Linked DNA regions of Mus musculus: region 2 is linked to region 1. A link is a loop called in an ENCODE intact Hi-C map of the cell type or tissue named here. Cell type or tissue: left cerebral cortex. All regions are shown on one strand.

What was found. Hi-C counts contacts between places; a loop is a spot of excess contacts. Peaks named below come from ENCODE experiments on the same cell type or tissue, not always from the same donor. Only the 100,000 strongest peaks of a DNase experiment are listed, where the experiment ranks them.
Region 2: a loop joins it to region 1, with 2.6 times the contacts of the local background. A loop is called at or near these places in 4 of 42 quality-filtered maps.

What each region holds. Positions count from the first base shown.
Region 1 is chr3:35,401,805-35,409,804 of GRCm38, forward strand. Gm38512 (a long non-coding RNA gene) reads right to left here and starts at 4,146. Exons shown (of 3, transcript XR_389676.2): 1 at 3,797-4,146. RefSeq lists an enhancer at 1,890-4,906. In left cerebral cortex, a CTCF peak has its summit at 3,905 (motif pointing left); DNase peaks (open chromatin) are centred at 2,945, 3,294 and 3,904; H3K27ac peaks cover 610 bases.
Region 2 is chr3:35,337,844-35,345,843 of GRCm38, forward strand. It overlaps Gm38512 (a long non-coding RNA gene), which reads right to left. Exons shown (of 3, transcript XR_389676.2): 2 at 1,843-1,971; 3 at 1-59. Among named protein-coding and RNA genes, the nearest start is that of Gm35425, 23 kb to the left of the region's middle. In left cerebral cortex, a CTCF peak has its summit at 3,143; DNase peaks (open chromatin) are centred at 3,507, 4,161, 4,877 and 5,390; H3K4me3 peaks cover 1,027 bases; H3K27ac peaks cover 2,372 bases.

The DNA of each region.
Region 1 (8,000 bases):
GCCTAAGCTGGTCAGGCCCCCAGCTCTCCTACAGCCACACCACTAGGGTAACAGTGCATCTACTGGTGAACGAATTCAATCCAGCCACCACCTACTCCTACGATGGTAAGGGCTCTGAGATTTCAATCCAGCCACCACCTACTCCTACGATGGTAAGGGCTCTGAGATTTCAATCCAGCCACCACCTACTCCTACGATGGTAAGGGCTCTGAGATTTCAATCCAGCCACCACCTACTCCTACGATGGTAAGGGCTCTGAGATTTCAATCCAGCCACCACCTACTCCTACGATGGTAAGGGCTCTGAGATTTCAATCCAGCCACCACCTACTCCTACGATGGTAAGGGCTCTGAGATTTCAATCCAGCCACCACCTACTCCTACGATGGTAAGGGCTCTGAGATTTCAATCCAGCCACCACCTACTCCTACGATGGTAAGGGCTCTGAGATTTCAATCCAGCCACCACCTACTCCTACGATGGTAAGGGCTCTGAGATTTCAATCCAGCCACCACCTACTCCTACGATGGTAAGGGCTCTGAGATTTCAATCCAGCCACCACCTACTCCTACGATGGTAAGGGCTCTGAGATTTCAATCCAGCCACCACCTACTCCTACGATGGTAAGGGCTCTGAGATTTCAATCCAGCCACCACCTACTCCTACGATGGTAAGGGCTCTGAGATTTCAATCCAGCCACCACCTACTCCTACGATGGTAAGGGCTCTGAGATATGCAGATGTGAAGGGATCCCTGTGACTTCTTGGAGTATGATAAATAAATATGAAACATGGCACAAGAAAAGATTCCACTTCCTCTAAGTTGTGTAACCAGATGTATGCAACACAAGCCCACCAGGTCACATGGAAATATGAGGTCATTCTATCTGTGAACACACGAGGTTTTGTTCCCTATGACTCTTCTACTCAGCTGCCAAAGTTATCCTAGGAGAGCAGCGTTTTAGAGGCAAAATCAACAGAAAGATGGATCGTCAGCCAGTGTTCCCAACCGGACGTAAATCACAGTGCTCCTCACGGTGCTCCTTATACTGGACAGTGCGGGGCTGGCTCAGAGGTTGGAAACTTCATGACTCCAGAGGACCCAAGTTCAGTTCACAGCACGTGGTCTATCACTAGCAACCCCAGCACCAAGAAAACCTAATACCTCAGGCCTCTGAAGGCGACTGCCGTCATGTGCTAATGAGCCATACAAAAGTGTACACATGCAGATAATTAAAAATAAAAATGAACCTTTTTAAAAAACCCTCCACCAGTGTGTGGATGAATCCCCCTGGGCAGTGCCTGCAAGGCTGCTGATGTTAGGGGCCTGTGGTCAGTAGTCCCCACACTTGGAGCAGCAAAGGCTAGAGCATGGCTCTCACTGCTGAGAGAGCCGCTGACTATGGAAGAAGAAAAATTGTCAAGGGTTCAGACTGGAGTGAGACGGGAGATGGCAGACAGAGCCTTCCTGTCAGTCTCATTAACAAACAAAGCAGTCAGTGCTTCTCAGAGAGGAAACAAAGCCTTTTATACAGCTAACTGAGATGTGCTCGGATCTAAAAGCTACCTCGGATGATGTGAAAGTAGGAGGGGACTCTGGGAAGAGGGAACTGAGGAGAGGGAGCCCAGACAAAAAGTAATGTGGGTACAAACCTGGTCCAAGTACACTTGTCGGGAAGTGTCACAATGAAGTGCATCACTCTGAACAATAACAATATGTGATCATTTTTTTAGAGTGACATTTTGAGCAGAGGTGGGATAATGTGCAGAGCAATTTTGTCATTAGTGATATAGACTATGGACAAAATGCTGGCATCCAGATCAACAACAGGCCTATGGGACGTGCCAGGGAAGACATAGTCCTTTCTACTTTAATCAGGACATACCTAGACCCATGGAAAACTGGGGCTGATACAGGTCTGTGGCCTTAAGAGGCCCTATCTGAGCCACACAAATTAAGATCCTTGTTGTAGGGCAGTTGACTTCATGTACACATCTCCACATATGGCTATTTTTTTTTTTAAGATTTACTTATTTTCTATATAAGTACACTGTAGCTGACTTCAGATGTACCAGAAGAGGGCGTCAGATCCCTTTAAGGGTGGTTGTGAGCCACCATGTGGTTGCTGGGATTTGAACACAGGACCTTCGGAAGAGCAGTCGGTGCTCTTACCCACTGAGCCACCTCACCAGCCCCCACATATGGCTATTTACCACAGAAACAAAGAAGAAGTCAGATGCATTTTGATCTGATCTTCCATTTTCCAGTGCACAGTACAGCAAAAAGAATTTCATTGACGGTTCTTATCTGCCTCGAAGGCAAAAGACCCTAACACGGACTTGCAGAAGGCCATTATAACTAAGTCCAGAGTGGCTTCTTTTCTTCATGGTGACAGGCATTGTGCCTGACTGCTAAGAGAGGAGGCCAGAGGAGGGCCAGACAAAGCAGGCTTGCTCTTTCTGAAGGAAATTTTTATAGATATTATTTGGGGGGGGGGGGGGGAGTAATCTTCAAATTCTCAAGTTATTTCTCAACAGGTGTAGGGTTTTTTTTGTTTTGTTTTGTTTTGATTTTTTGTTTTGTTGTTTTGTTTTGTTTTGTTTTGGTCCAAAGATCCAGAAGGTCCAGACTGTTTTATGTAATGTAGATAGACAAAGTACAGGGGTATCTCTCTGAGACTGCTTTATGTAAAGCCACCACTTTAAAAGTTCAGTTTAAATACTTCCAATGAGAACCAGCCCCATCCTCAAATTCTGTGGACCCTTCTGAGCTCCCGCTCACAATGGGCCATATAGTTTGTTCCTTAACATACATTAATTTGGCTGTAGCAAGATCGACCCTGTGTATCTCAGCCCTCTACTTGAACAAAGAAGAAAGCATTCAATTCTCTTCCGTGGCAAATTTAGCCTTGCACTAGTCTGTCCTGCCACTCATGCAGGGCCCTGCCGGAGAAACTGCTTTGCAAATGTTTTGCTGGGTTTTGTTGCTAGGTGATGAGTTAGGAAACTTTGCAACTCCCGCTGAGAGGTTTTTTTTTTTTTGTTTTTCTGTTTTTTTTTTTTTTTTTTTTTTTTTTTTTTGGTTTTTTTTAAGTGCCTGTAACCACTTTCATATTAAAAAGGAGAGAAAGATAGGGCAGCCTGGCGTTGATTCCTCAAGATTTACTCTTTGCTCTCTATTTGGCTTAGTTGTCACAGAAAAAAACTGGCCTCTTAAGAAAGCAAACTCAGAGAAACAGGGAGCTAGGGAGCAGGCAAGTAGAGGAGGCTGCACACAGGAGCAAACACCCTTTGCGGGAGAGATGGGCTTGAAGCTGCAGTCAGCTTCAGAAACCCTTTGCCTCAACCAACTTCCAGCCAAACAGCAGGGGTTCCTGGGAAAGCCCCAGGGCCTGTCTGAGGCCCATCCCGTGTCAATGATTGATGAGGACCAGTGTGAGAGGTGACACACTGTGAAATCAGACTGAGTCACAAAGAGTTAATCCTTGGGCTTCTTCCAGACCACTCTTTTGAGGGGAAAAAATAATATTTATCCCTTCTTTTGTTAATTTTGTATCGCCGAAAAGTAATCTTGATATTTTACTAACCAGGCAAGACGCCTTCAGGAAACAAACACACACTCCCGTTATGGTTCCCAACTTATTTGGAATCGCTTGCTGATTTAGTAAGTATTGCGTTGCAGGCAGTAGAGAGGTGAGAAGGGTTGTTTCTGAGTATAAATTCCTTTTCACACAATTTAAAACTTACCTGTCAATTACAAAGGAAGGAGCAGCCCTGGACAAAAGAGCAGCAACTTACCACATTTGGGTTTTCTTCTCCCAAACTTGGAAACAGCTTGGGAGTCTCTGTCCTTTTGTGTCCTTTACTAACTACTTCACTGGTGCTGGTCCCCTGCGGGGCCCTCTCCTGGCAGGACACGGAAGGGCAGATGTGTGCTGGACTTGGCTCCACGGCAGAGTTTCTCGTGCTTTCTCATCCTCCACAGCAGATGCCCAAACTTTAGCAGAGTCTCTTTAACACTTCATTAATTATTGAGCAGTGCCAAAAGTAATTATTGGGCTATGCCTGGAGTCCTTTTCTCCCACATCAGTAAACAGTAATTTAGAGAAGGGGGGTTATAACCGTAGGGCGAGAACCGTTTCCCCCCACAGCTGTGTGGCGAGGGCAACAATGATGCGTATGTTTCAACAAATGAGAACCCTCAGCCCAGCTCTCGGGCTCAGCCGGCTCTCCCGCTCAGCCCGCTCTCGGGCATACATGTAGGGAAGTTACAGGCAGTCATACAGTCCACCATGCTCATCGTAGCAGGCAACTTCAAATAGTTCACTTGCCAACAAATCTGTTCTGACTTCGTGCTTTTGCCCTAACTTAATAATAACAAAATAATACCTAAAGCCATCAGGAAATAAGCTCCCTGATACGTTGCAGTAGAAGCCGGGTAACTTTCAAATAGCACTTTCCCTTAATTAGTAAAGAGGGTCCCCCCCCCCTTTTGTTATTACCCCATGAAACATCAATTCTCACCCTGTCTTCAATTCATGGACATTTTTTTTCATAGCCACTTGAGACCCTAAGTGACTCCGGGACTTGGCAAACCAGAAGCTGTTTCCATGTATTTTCAAAGCCAAACAAAGAGAAAAGTCTTGCTGGAGCGGGGTTCATCTAAAGCCTTGCTACTTGCTCCTCTCGATGATGAGGTTAGAAGATTATATATACAGTGCAGTGCTTTTCCTAGATCACAGGAGGCTTGAATTCTCTCCAAGAGGTTCCCCTAAAGTGAGTTATTCCGGAACTTTTTCCATGGAAGGCAGCACATCTCCTTTAAAAACCACTCCCTGTTACAATGTGGCCAGTGCTTAGTTGTTTAACCTAATATCATGAAAATTTGTAGCCCCCAGCTTCTACTCACTGGCCTCCCCAAGGAGCCTCAAAGCTGCTTGATAAACAGTTCCTGGAAACTAGCAAGCCCTAACTGAGAGATCTTAAACTTACCCCTACTGGTAAGAACATAGATTCTAGAACAGCAGGTCTACAAAGAGTTGATGTTAGGGTGTCTTGAAGAGGAACCAGGTATCACCTTGAGAACCAGAGCTCTGAGACCCCCTTTCCAGACCCAGATGTCTTCGGGCTTTTATGTTTGTTTCTTTGTTTGTTTGTTTGTTTGTTTCAGTTCTGATAATGAAGGAAAGATTGCTGGTAAGTACTACAGTTCAGAGTCAGTTACTCACTAGGTCTGTCCTCATGACAGACTTTATAATCCATGTATATTTTTTGTAAATGTGTTTTCGTCTTCCCTAATAAGACAGTGTTACCAACCATCTTCTCAGAGCTTAGTGATAGACATTCAAATGAACCTGTGTAAAGAGCAGCAGGGTTGAGCATACTCCTGTGGCCCACAAAGCCTGCATCTGCCCAATCCCCTTGCAGATTTGAGGTGCACTCAGTCAGAACAGAGCATCCCCTTCTCTGAAGACTGTATAAATAAGACATCGTTTCCCTCCTGTTGCAGCCCATGTGTCTTGCTGCTGGACTGAGTCATATGCTGCCCTCAGAGCTGCTGGGCCAGCATCTGCTCCAGGCTAGCAAGATCATTCTGGATACTTGTTCTGTCATTATGCACACTGCCATTTCAATGGCTCTTCTGCGCTCATTGTCTTCTCCCGTCGACCCATTTCCTTGTTCTAATCATGAATGAAATACATAGGCTATGAAAGGCACTGAAATAATGTCACTGTATTAACTGTGTGACCAACCTGTCAAACAATTATATTCTTCTACTTCGTCTTCCTCTATGTAAAATGAGAATTAAATGAGATTATACAGTATCTAGAGCAGCATCTTCATGTCCAAGCCAGAGTTATTCTAACACTAGGCACAGAACAGACACTCAGTAAACTGGTGTTGGGTTTTAACTAGGTTGCAACCTTCCAAATGCTGTGACCCCCTTAATATAGCTCCTCGTGTGGCAACGACCCCAAAAAAATCATCTTTCTGGCTACTTCATAATTGCAATTTTGCTATGTTATGAATTGTAATGTAAATATCTGATATGCAGGATATTCGATATGTGACCCCCCCCCAAAGGGATCACAATATACAGGATATCCTATCCATTGGACTAGGATAAGACACAGTTGATGAGACAGGACCCTCAAGTTGCACACGCATGTCATCAACCACCCATTCACTAGACGTCTTTGCAGCTCAGTCACTTGCTTGAATGGCTATGGATGCACCTACTGGCCTGTCTCCAAGTTCTTGGTTTTTTTTTTTTTGTTTGTTTTTTGTTTGTTTGTTTGTTTGTCCTCTTAAATTCAAGAGGCATGGCGGTGGCCACTTGTTATTCCAGCACACGAAAGACTTGGGCAGGAAGATTTTGAGTTTGAAGCCAACCTAGAATCAGTAGTGACCCTGTTTCAAAATAAAAAAAACCAAACCAGACCTCAAGAGAGAAGCTAACTGGTAGACAGATGAAAGGGCAGCGGGCTTGGTGCTGGCGTCCGATTCCCCCCACCCCCCTCCCACTACTACCACCACCATCACCACACAGTGAGCACATCGCTTCCTTTCGGTGGGTTCACAAATCATCCTGCCATCCAGTACGGACTCCCAGTTTGTCATTAAGCTGGCTGTTGTCCTTCCTCTCTGTAGCTCCCTACATGCTAACTTTACATGGTTTGCCTTGGTGCCTGCGATAGGTGGCTCAGAGCAGGAAACAAAATACTGTTGGTCGCTGCTGAGAAGCTGGCTTGTAGATTTTTCCATGCTGCCCGGAGTAAGAGTGTTCCAGCACTCCACAGTCTAGCTACACCCGTGACAATAATAATAATAATAAAGAGTTTTAGACTGACTCTTGGAAAGCATGGATGAAAAACTGTTCCAAAGTCTCTACCACTCTGTCTTCTTTCTGTCACATTTCCAAGCGGGGAGGGCGCAAGGCCCCCTTCAGGGGGATTCCTTGTTCCACTAAGAGCTGGGGCATAACGCCACACTGCTGACGTCAATAGGACAACTCATCCAAAGGCGAGGCGTTTCCCATCTGCCTTGGGACCCATCCTTCTAGACCCAGGCTTTCTGTAACTGGCCGCTTACCAGGAATTCCTTCCATGTTGGTTTTCTCTCTGATGAGCAGTAAGGCGCTCTTCTGAGTTCTCACGACCTCTCATCCATACCACATTTGGGGGCTCGGTCTGACGTTCTTTCTTTACTTCGAGAGTCTCAAGTACAGAAACTGCAATTTGTTTGTCTTTACATTAAAAACCAATTAATCTAAAAATGGTATGACTAACAGTGTTTTTGTTTGCACTGAGTGAATGTCTATAAATCATGTGGAGGAGTTTCCTTGATTGCTTTAAACAGTTCATCTTCATTTATTTGGTGAATTCTTTCTTTATGTACAATTCAAAAAGTACGTTTTCTTTTAGGGTTTTCTGAATTATAGTAACTGTTGGAGGTTCGTGGGATACCACTGGATAGATTTGATTTATTTATGTGGCTTTTAAAATATGTATTCATTTAGCCTCGGGTCTTACCACCAAAGCATACAAATTCTTCAACACTTTGAAAATTAATTAAATGAAGTAGAGGATGAAAAATGTTTTCCATCACCATGTGGTAGCTTTTTTATTCTTTTTAATAGATTTGACTTCGATAGAAAGTAGTCTTGGGGCCAGAGAGATTGCTCAGTGGTTACAAGTATTTACTTCTCTCTCAGATACTCTGGTTTGGTTCCCAGCACCCATATGACAGCCCACACCCATCGATAACTTCAGTTTCAGGGGATTAGATACCTCTTCTGACTTTCAAGGGCTCCTGAGTACATGTGGTGCACACACATACACTTGGGCATGCACATACATATACAATTAAAAAAATAAATATTTTTCCTTTTCTTATTGGATATTTTCTTTATTTATATTTCAAATATTAACCCTTTTCCCAGCCACCCCTAGGGAACTCCCTATCCCATCCTCCCTCCGCCTGCTTCAATGAGGGTGTGTCC
Region 2 (8,000 bases), 64 kb before region 1:
CTATGGACTTGTTTGTTCTTTGTAAATCTCAGCCAATGCTCTCATCTGTAAAATACAAACTTCATGGAGTTTGGAATATCACATTAAATGAAGAAGTTCAGGTCAAGTGCTCTACCCTACTAATGTCATTTCCCATTAATGTCTTCCCCACACCTGACAGTGGAAATGGCCATTTCCGTTAACACAGAAAGCTAGCTGTCAAGGTCAGATAAAGTCATGAAGGGCAGTGCAACAGGAATATGATTAAGCCCACTAAGCTTAATGCTGTTCGATACATTTCAAAACAACTGTCTCTGGGACCAGAGGTGAGAGCTCAGTGGGTAAGGACACTCGCTAGGCAAGCATGAGGGCCTGAGTTTGAACCCCCAGCAAGAGAACATGCCTTTAATCCCAGCGTTGGGAGTCTGGGGCAAGCAGAACTCTAGAGCTCACTGGCAAGCCAGCTTAGCCTGAAGTGCAAGCTTCCACTTCAATAACTGACTTTATCTCCTAGGAATAAATCAGACAAAGAAAGACATTTGGTATCTGCCTATGGATCCACATGTGCCTGTCCTGCATAGAGGGTATGCATACCTGTACACTCATAGGAAGGCACACACACACACACACACACACACACACACATTACTGATTTTGATGAAATGCAAAAAGGTTTCCTTAATTCCTGATCTGTCCTTTGCAAGCTCTCTCTCCCAAGCCACTATCATGGCGCCCAGGCCAATGGACTATATCCCTCTGGGATACTCCGAATGAAACCCTAGTGGCTATTGTGAGCTTAAGGCCTGTCCTGGCTAGCCACACATCTCCCATCTCACATACCCTTAAGCTTAGTCTTCCTCTCACCTCTGGGACATCTAGAACCCCAGCCTCACATATTCTACCCAGTGCCATCTCTCCTCTCTGGTTCCTGAAACCCTATATAAGCTCAACTCCTTTAAGGTGCTCTTTTATATCCCCCAACTCTTCCAGCCTCCTCCACCCACCATGCTACCTCCACCTCCCATGCTATCTCCACCCATCATCCTCCAGTCACTCCGAACCACTTACCTTCTCAAATCTCACTCAGCTCCAGTTCTTTGGAGGTACTTCATGTTTTTTCTGGACTACTCTTTCCCTCTGCTAGAGCCCCCTTTTCACACACACCCTTCACTATTGGGTTACAGGTTCCCAGCTTTCCCAACCACAGAGCTGTTTAGGGAACCACATATGTGCTGTGATGTTTTGATCCTTACTCTTGTCATGGTTTTTATCAAACACCACTAAAGCCAGCTCTCCTGGCCCCTCACACTGAGCCTTTCCTATATGAAGACCTCAGTAGAAGTTTGCTAAACAATGATCCAAGTACTTGGAGCAAATGGTCAGATCAACTTCAATGGGAAGTGTGGAAAAGCATACTGATTATTAAAAAATTATTTGTAACAAACTGCATCACCCTGAGAAACGTCCCTTAACCAACTAAGGATGGGCAAACAGAAACTTAGGGAAGGATATCAAAATTCCTCCAAAGCCATACACTGAAGGGGAAGGGGAACATGGCAGGTTTTGAGAGCTAAAATGGCTCAGAGTGGTTTGAGGATGTGGTTGGAGGAAGAGTAGTGTGGGTGGGTGCAGGCTGGAGGGTGGTGGCTGGGTAGAGGCAGGGTGGTGTGTGGAAGTAGGATGGGGGCAGGGTGGTGAGGTGAGCTAAGCATGCGGTCTGGTTCATGCCAATGAGCTAAGGACAAGGATTCTTCTTTTCATCTTTACTTTGATTCTAGCCACTGCTCTCTGCTACCAGACCTTCATGCATGCCACACGCATATGCATTTCAACGTTGATGACACTTTAGTCCTGGATACCCACCTAAGGCACTGACGACATTGGGGCACTTTCTCCCAATGCTTCGTCTCCTGCCATCTTGGGTTTTCATCATTGCACAGAGTAGACCTTGGAACTTATTGTCTCTTGCATTTCTTCTTACATTGGAACTTGCTGTAAGACCAAGAGAGCAGCTGTTTCTTTCATTTGCTAGAAATATTCCATATATCTTGAAAAACCCTGAAATAGTCATTCTAGAACCATGCACTGGCCTATGGTAGACTTGGGACCACTGGCACCTTAAATGACACTACACACCTCAGTAGGATTTATGCAAGAGACGGGGAGGACCCAGCACCACACAGTAAGCACTATTGGTTTAAGAATTGTCCTTCAGTCTCTCTGCACATAGTAGGGAGAGCACCTTTGGCTCTTCACGCACAGTGGTGTAGTGCTGAGTCTAACAACAGTGTTTCTACATGTTTACATTTTGCCACGATGTTCTTTTTTGAGAGCAATCACTTTATTGTTTATGGTAGCAATATTCTTATAGCTTTGGTTTCAAGCAAATAACTTATCATCCAAAGCTGAGTCCACATCACAAACATGTTATTTAAACACAAAGGGGTAGGTACTGTGCAGTTAGTAGAAAAATCATGAGAGTAGTCAGGAAGAGATGAACTTTGGTTAAAAAAAGTAAGAATTGAGACTTGGATATCAAAACTTCAAATTAGACATTGATGTCGCTTATTTGGATGTTTCCGGACCCTCAAAATACAAGGTTTGCTTTAAATCAGCAATACACGTATTTTCCCTAATTATCTAGGCTTTCTTGATGCCATTTAAAAAACAAGTGTCTGCCCCATTCTCTTCATCCCTGTCCCATTCTTCCTAAAAACCATGAAGTAATTGTTCTGTGCACTATAGCACTCACGGGTGCGCCAAAAGGAAAAGAAAGACAAAAGAACCCTTCAGTCCTGAGACTGCCAGCGGCGTATGCAAACCTTGAGAAAGCAAGCTGGTGTGCAAGAAAACCGTTTTCATCACTAGCTCTAACCACCCGCCTCTTTCTTAAGAAGAGGATGAGGCCCACAGGATAATAAAAGGCTGCGGAACCACACAAAAGTTCCACATGTACAACCTCCTGAGTGGCCTTCAAGGGGGTAAGGGCAGGAGGTGGGCGGAGGACAGGCTGAGAGCTAGGCAGAAAGCCCTGCTTCTGGAAAGGCAGCTCACCTTACAAAAACATAATTCACTCTCGGGGCCCCTGCTCCGAAGATCTTGTTATCAGAAGGAAACAACAACCCAATAATTGTAACAACAATAATAAGCTGAGCCCTAGCGGTCAGGGTTTCTGCGGTGACCCACGGGATTGCAGGAGGGGAGTCTGTGAAGCGCCCTTAGTCTGGGGGGAGGGGACAGAGTCCGGCGCTTCAGCTTCTAAGTGGCCACAGCTGCTCCTGCCGCACTCGGGCCAGGTCCTTCTCTCCCTTCACAGCCCCCCAATCCAAAACCAGCACTAAGGAGCCAGACTGGGGGGGGGGGGGTTCATCCGCAGCAAGCAAAAGAGGCTACCCACTTAGGAAGAAACTGTGGGGCTGGAGAGCGGAGCGGAGGCTGGGGGATCTGCAGGGAGGGAGGCACTTCATTTTAATGCGCCACAGACAGAGTGAGATCTGATACTGGCAAAGTTTCAACGAAGATGGGGGCGAGGGGGCGGGAGGAGAAGAAAGGACTCTTTGACTGCTCAATGCTTGTGAGTTTTCCTGAGGAGGAGCATAAGGTCCAGTGGACATTCTGGGAATAATAATGAGGAACACACAGCATCAGAACACCAAATGAGGCTGACGATGATTCAACCTCCTCGTGCATCTGCGCCCACAAAACAGGACTTCAATTAAACAACCTTGCAGATCTGAACAGAAGAGAGAGCAGGGGGATTTTTTTTTAAATGAACCAAGTCCCTTTGGTCAAAATTAGGTGTTTGTCCTAAACTTCAATTCCTAAGCTGTGAACCTGTGCAGAGAGAGGGAGCTGGCCGGTTTCTTTCCAACAGTTTTTGAACCAGTGTCCTTCCCTTAGCGAGGCACCTCTACAAATTGTTTCAACCAGGCGGAGGGTAAGAGAATTCTAAATGAAGTGCTTTTTCCGTTTTTGTTTGGTTTTGTTTTGCTATTTCAACTGGCACAAACACATTGATATACACAGACCTTGCAGAGTGTGGCATCAACGCTGTATGTTTACAAAAAACAAACGGAAAGCACACCCGGCGAAAACAAAGACCCGTGCCTCAAATCAGGTCACACACAGCAAGAAATTTTACCTGCAGGAGTTTTTAACCGCTGCAGTGAACAGAGGTCATCTCAACCCTTAGCTGCCCTTTGGCCTCTGAGCACTGGACCTATTGGGTGTATTTGCGTCTACACTGAAGCAACACAGGTGCCCTTGGGGAGGAGGAGCCTGAGCCAAGCTATTTCAGAGAAGCAGATTCTCAGTTTTCAGAAGGGTCTCACGAGAAGCTTGGCCTGGTCTCGGCTATGAAAAGAAAATGAAAAGAAAATAATTCACATTTGAAAAGTGTAGATGTTTGTAAAACTCTGTGTTTGAACTACTAGAAACACACTCTCTCTCTGTCTCTCTCCTGCCCCCCCTCTCTCTCTCCCCCTCCTTGCTTCCTGTCTCCTCTCTCCCCTTCCCTAATTTCCTCAAATTCATCCTACTGAGCAACCTCAACAGAAATTTGGAGGGTAGGAACAAGAGTTTGAATGACCTTGGCTTCTAGCACTCTCTCCCAAACAAAGTACTAAACTGCCATCTGATAAATCAAGAGTTAAGTGCCTTTTGAAATACAAGCATTTTCTCAACCTGGATCTCTGAGAGCAATTTAAAAAAAAAAGTATTTAGCAAAACAAGAAAGCCAAATTTACAGATTTGTAAGACAGGAAAATGAACTAACCCAGCGCTGCTTAGGGAGAGGAACTATAAATGAAGCTCAGAGAGGGAGGCAGGAGTTCAGGAGTGGGCGTGTGAAGCCGGCACACCTCCCTCCTTGTCTGTTTTCCAGGAGGTTTTTGACAACTGGAGAGTGTGCAGCATGTGGGAAGTTATACTTTTTACAAAGCCTATGAACTTGGGCCAAAAATAAGAGTTCCAAAGGGAATCTAGGCCAGGAACACTGGAAAGACCAACTCTACTAGAGAAATGCATGCATTGGAGATGCTTGTAGGCTTCCAGTAAAACTGTGAAATAAAGATACACACTCTGAGAACTGGAGTGGGGCTATTAATGGAGTGGGGCGGGGCTACCTCTGTGTGTGTGTGTGTGTGTGTGTGTGTGTGTGTGTGTGTGTGTGTGGTGAAGGAAGGAAGGCCTGGCGTTCTCCACAGCTCTCTTCTGGCAGCTCTACCAAGAAAGGACCAAGCCACCATTCCCCTGCAGAGTGAGGCCAAACCCATGCACTCTTCACCAGCAGAAATATGGAAGACCTTAAACTGGAAGGCAGGAAGCTCAACTCCCAGGGTCCACTCCCAGGGTCCATCCCAAAGTCACTTCTTCTCTCTGGGCCTTCGAGCTCTTCAAGACAGCTGCAGAGATGCCAGCTCATCTTCAGATTCCCAAGGAGGCCAGCAGTGGGCAAGACAGAGCAGACTAAATACTTTGGCCCAGTGCAAAGTGGAAAGGCGTAGGTGTGGGGTGTCTGTCCTTCCCCACACTGTCGTCACAACCCCAGGAGGACACACCCAGCAGCTCTCTCATCCCCAGAACCAGAAGCATTTGTTAAGTGTGCCTGAGCTCCTCCAACCTGCCTCACCACACAGGAGGTCAGTGCAGGCAGCTGGAGCTCTCTCTGGTAGGTGGAGAATGGAAAAGCATGGTTCTTCATTGCCACCCTCCAGTCAGGTCCAGTGTGTCCTCCCAGTTGTCACTGCAAGAGTTTTCAAATCTTTCCACATTAGCCCATCTCCTTTCAAACTGGTCTTGTGGATAGCTCAGCATATACCCAGGACTAGCAAGTTCGTATTCTTACTCAACTTTAAAGGCATGTTTTCTCTGTGCCACTGAACATGATTTCACCATCAGAAGCAAATATATCTGGATAGCACCAAGTTGAATAAATTTTACTTTAAAATATCTCAGAGTAAGTAATAAAATGATATGCATTGTGACTCAGTAGAACACAGACTATGATGTCTTCCAGAACTTATGGTTCAAAAATCATTCTTTAAAGGCGATGGTGTAATCTGTCAAACAAGGTTTAAGATGCAAAGATTCACTTAACTACTTGGTCATTAGTGTCACTGTTTCCTGAGCGCCTGCTTTGTGCTGGGCAACTCGGTATAGCATGGAGAGCTCTCTCGGTGGGCTCATTCCCTCCCGGCAGCACTCCAGTGCAGAGGAGTTAATAACAGTGATGCAATGTGATGGGGGCAGTGCAGGAGCATGCGGATGATGCCAAAATGTCAGCAGAGCTGTGACCACCCAGTCAGAGAAGAGTGGTCAGTGCCCTGGGCAGCCATTCCTTCAGGGCAACATCATCAGAGAATGGAAAGCTGGGGAGGCAGCTCTTACCCAGAAACCCTGAGGACTAGGGCATGGTTCTCAGAACCCACAGGGAAAACCAGGCTGTGGGGTGTGCACTTAGAGTGCCAGGCCTGCTGGGGAGACAGAGACAGTCAAAGACCCTGTCTCCAAAAGCAGAGTGGGTGGAGTTTGAGGAAAGATGACAGAAGTTAAACTCTGTGCCCCCCACCAGGGTATATGGAGGAGAGAGAGTGGAGGGGGAGTGGAAGTGGAAGGGGTGTGTGTGGAGGAGGAATGGAAGGGAGGTGTGTAGAGGGGGTGTGGAAGGGAGGTGTGTGGAGAGGGAGTAGAAGGGAGGTGTGTGGAGGGGGAGTGGACGGGCGCCGCCACATTCCTAGGGAATAATCCAGTTCATAGAATTTCCTGTTTCTCGTATTTACCGTTTCCTCTTCCTTTTAGGGCATGTGATAGATTATACACTTTTAACTTATTTGCCTCTCATTTGTCTTTCTGAGAGGGTTCGTTTCTTTGAGAGCCTTCCCATAGATGTATTGTTTTCCGTATCTGTGAAACGCTTGCATGCCAGCCTCTGTCTAACCTCGGGTTACTGTGAGAGACCAGTTAAATTGGCACTTGTGCACTTCTTCTCTTTATATATTCCTCAGGAGGAGAAATAGTAAACAATGTATCTATCACATTCTCAAGAACAGAACAGGGTCATGTTTTCTCAAGATGCTGAGGCCTGGCCATTGAGAACCTGTGTGCTGTTCAGCTCGCATCAAGGGTCTTTTTGTTCACAGAGAGTGATTGATTTACAATTCCTTAGCAGAATACTGAAGACAAGCTTTGGTGGCGGGAAGGAGGCAAATGACAAGGCCAAGGCAGCTTCTGTTAAAGGCTTCTCGGGACACTGCCACTGAGGTGAGACCAGAGGCTTCTCGGGATGGGACGCGCGGCCACTGAGGTAAGACGAGGGCTCACCCACAGACTTCTGCAGTTGACCTCCAGAACACAGGAGTTTCCATTCACACCACAATTTCACAGTGCTTCACTTCTGTTGGTCTGCTAATAAGCTGTCCTGTGTGGGCACACTGCTGTGACATTTACATCGCTGTCAGGTCTCATCATGAGCTAGCTACAAGGTCCTTGCCTCCGATTTCTCCACTAAAATACATTTTTCAGATCACTGCTTTCTGCATAGTGTGTTGGGTTTGTAGGACTAATTTCACTCTTCTGTTAAACAATTTCTTAGCTAGGACATGAGGGTGGTATTTTACATCCCATCTAGACCCAGGAACAAGATGCATCTTGCATCTCTTATATCCCAGCCTACCTCACTGTATGGCAGATGTTCTGTAGATTTGGTGGTAATGGGGGACAGGGTCCCAGTGTTTATGCCTGTGCATCTTGTCCATTTCCTCTGATGGGAAGAAGGCTGAACTATAAAGAAGCCACCCCAAGTCCAAGCCAGCTCTCTCTGTACTAGTAGTGGTGACATCAAAGCTCTACGGATTAATTTTCCTTGTTTTCAAATCAAAAGGCAAAGCCCTCTGGGGTCCTCCCAGACTCCTAGGAGGTATAAAAGGGTAAATGTTCAAATGTGATGAGACGTCTCAAGGGCTAAGTGCAGTACTCAAGACTCTAGCCAACTGTGCATTCTATTCATGCAAGAATGTAGACTA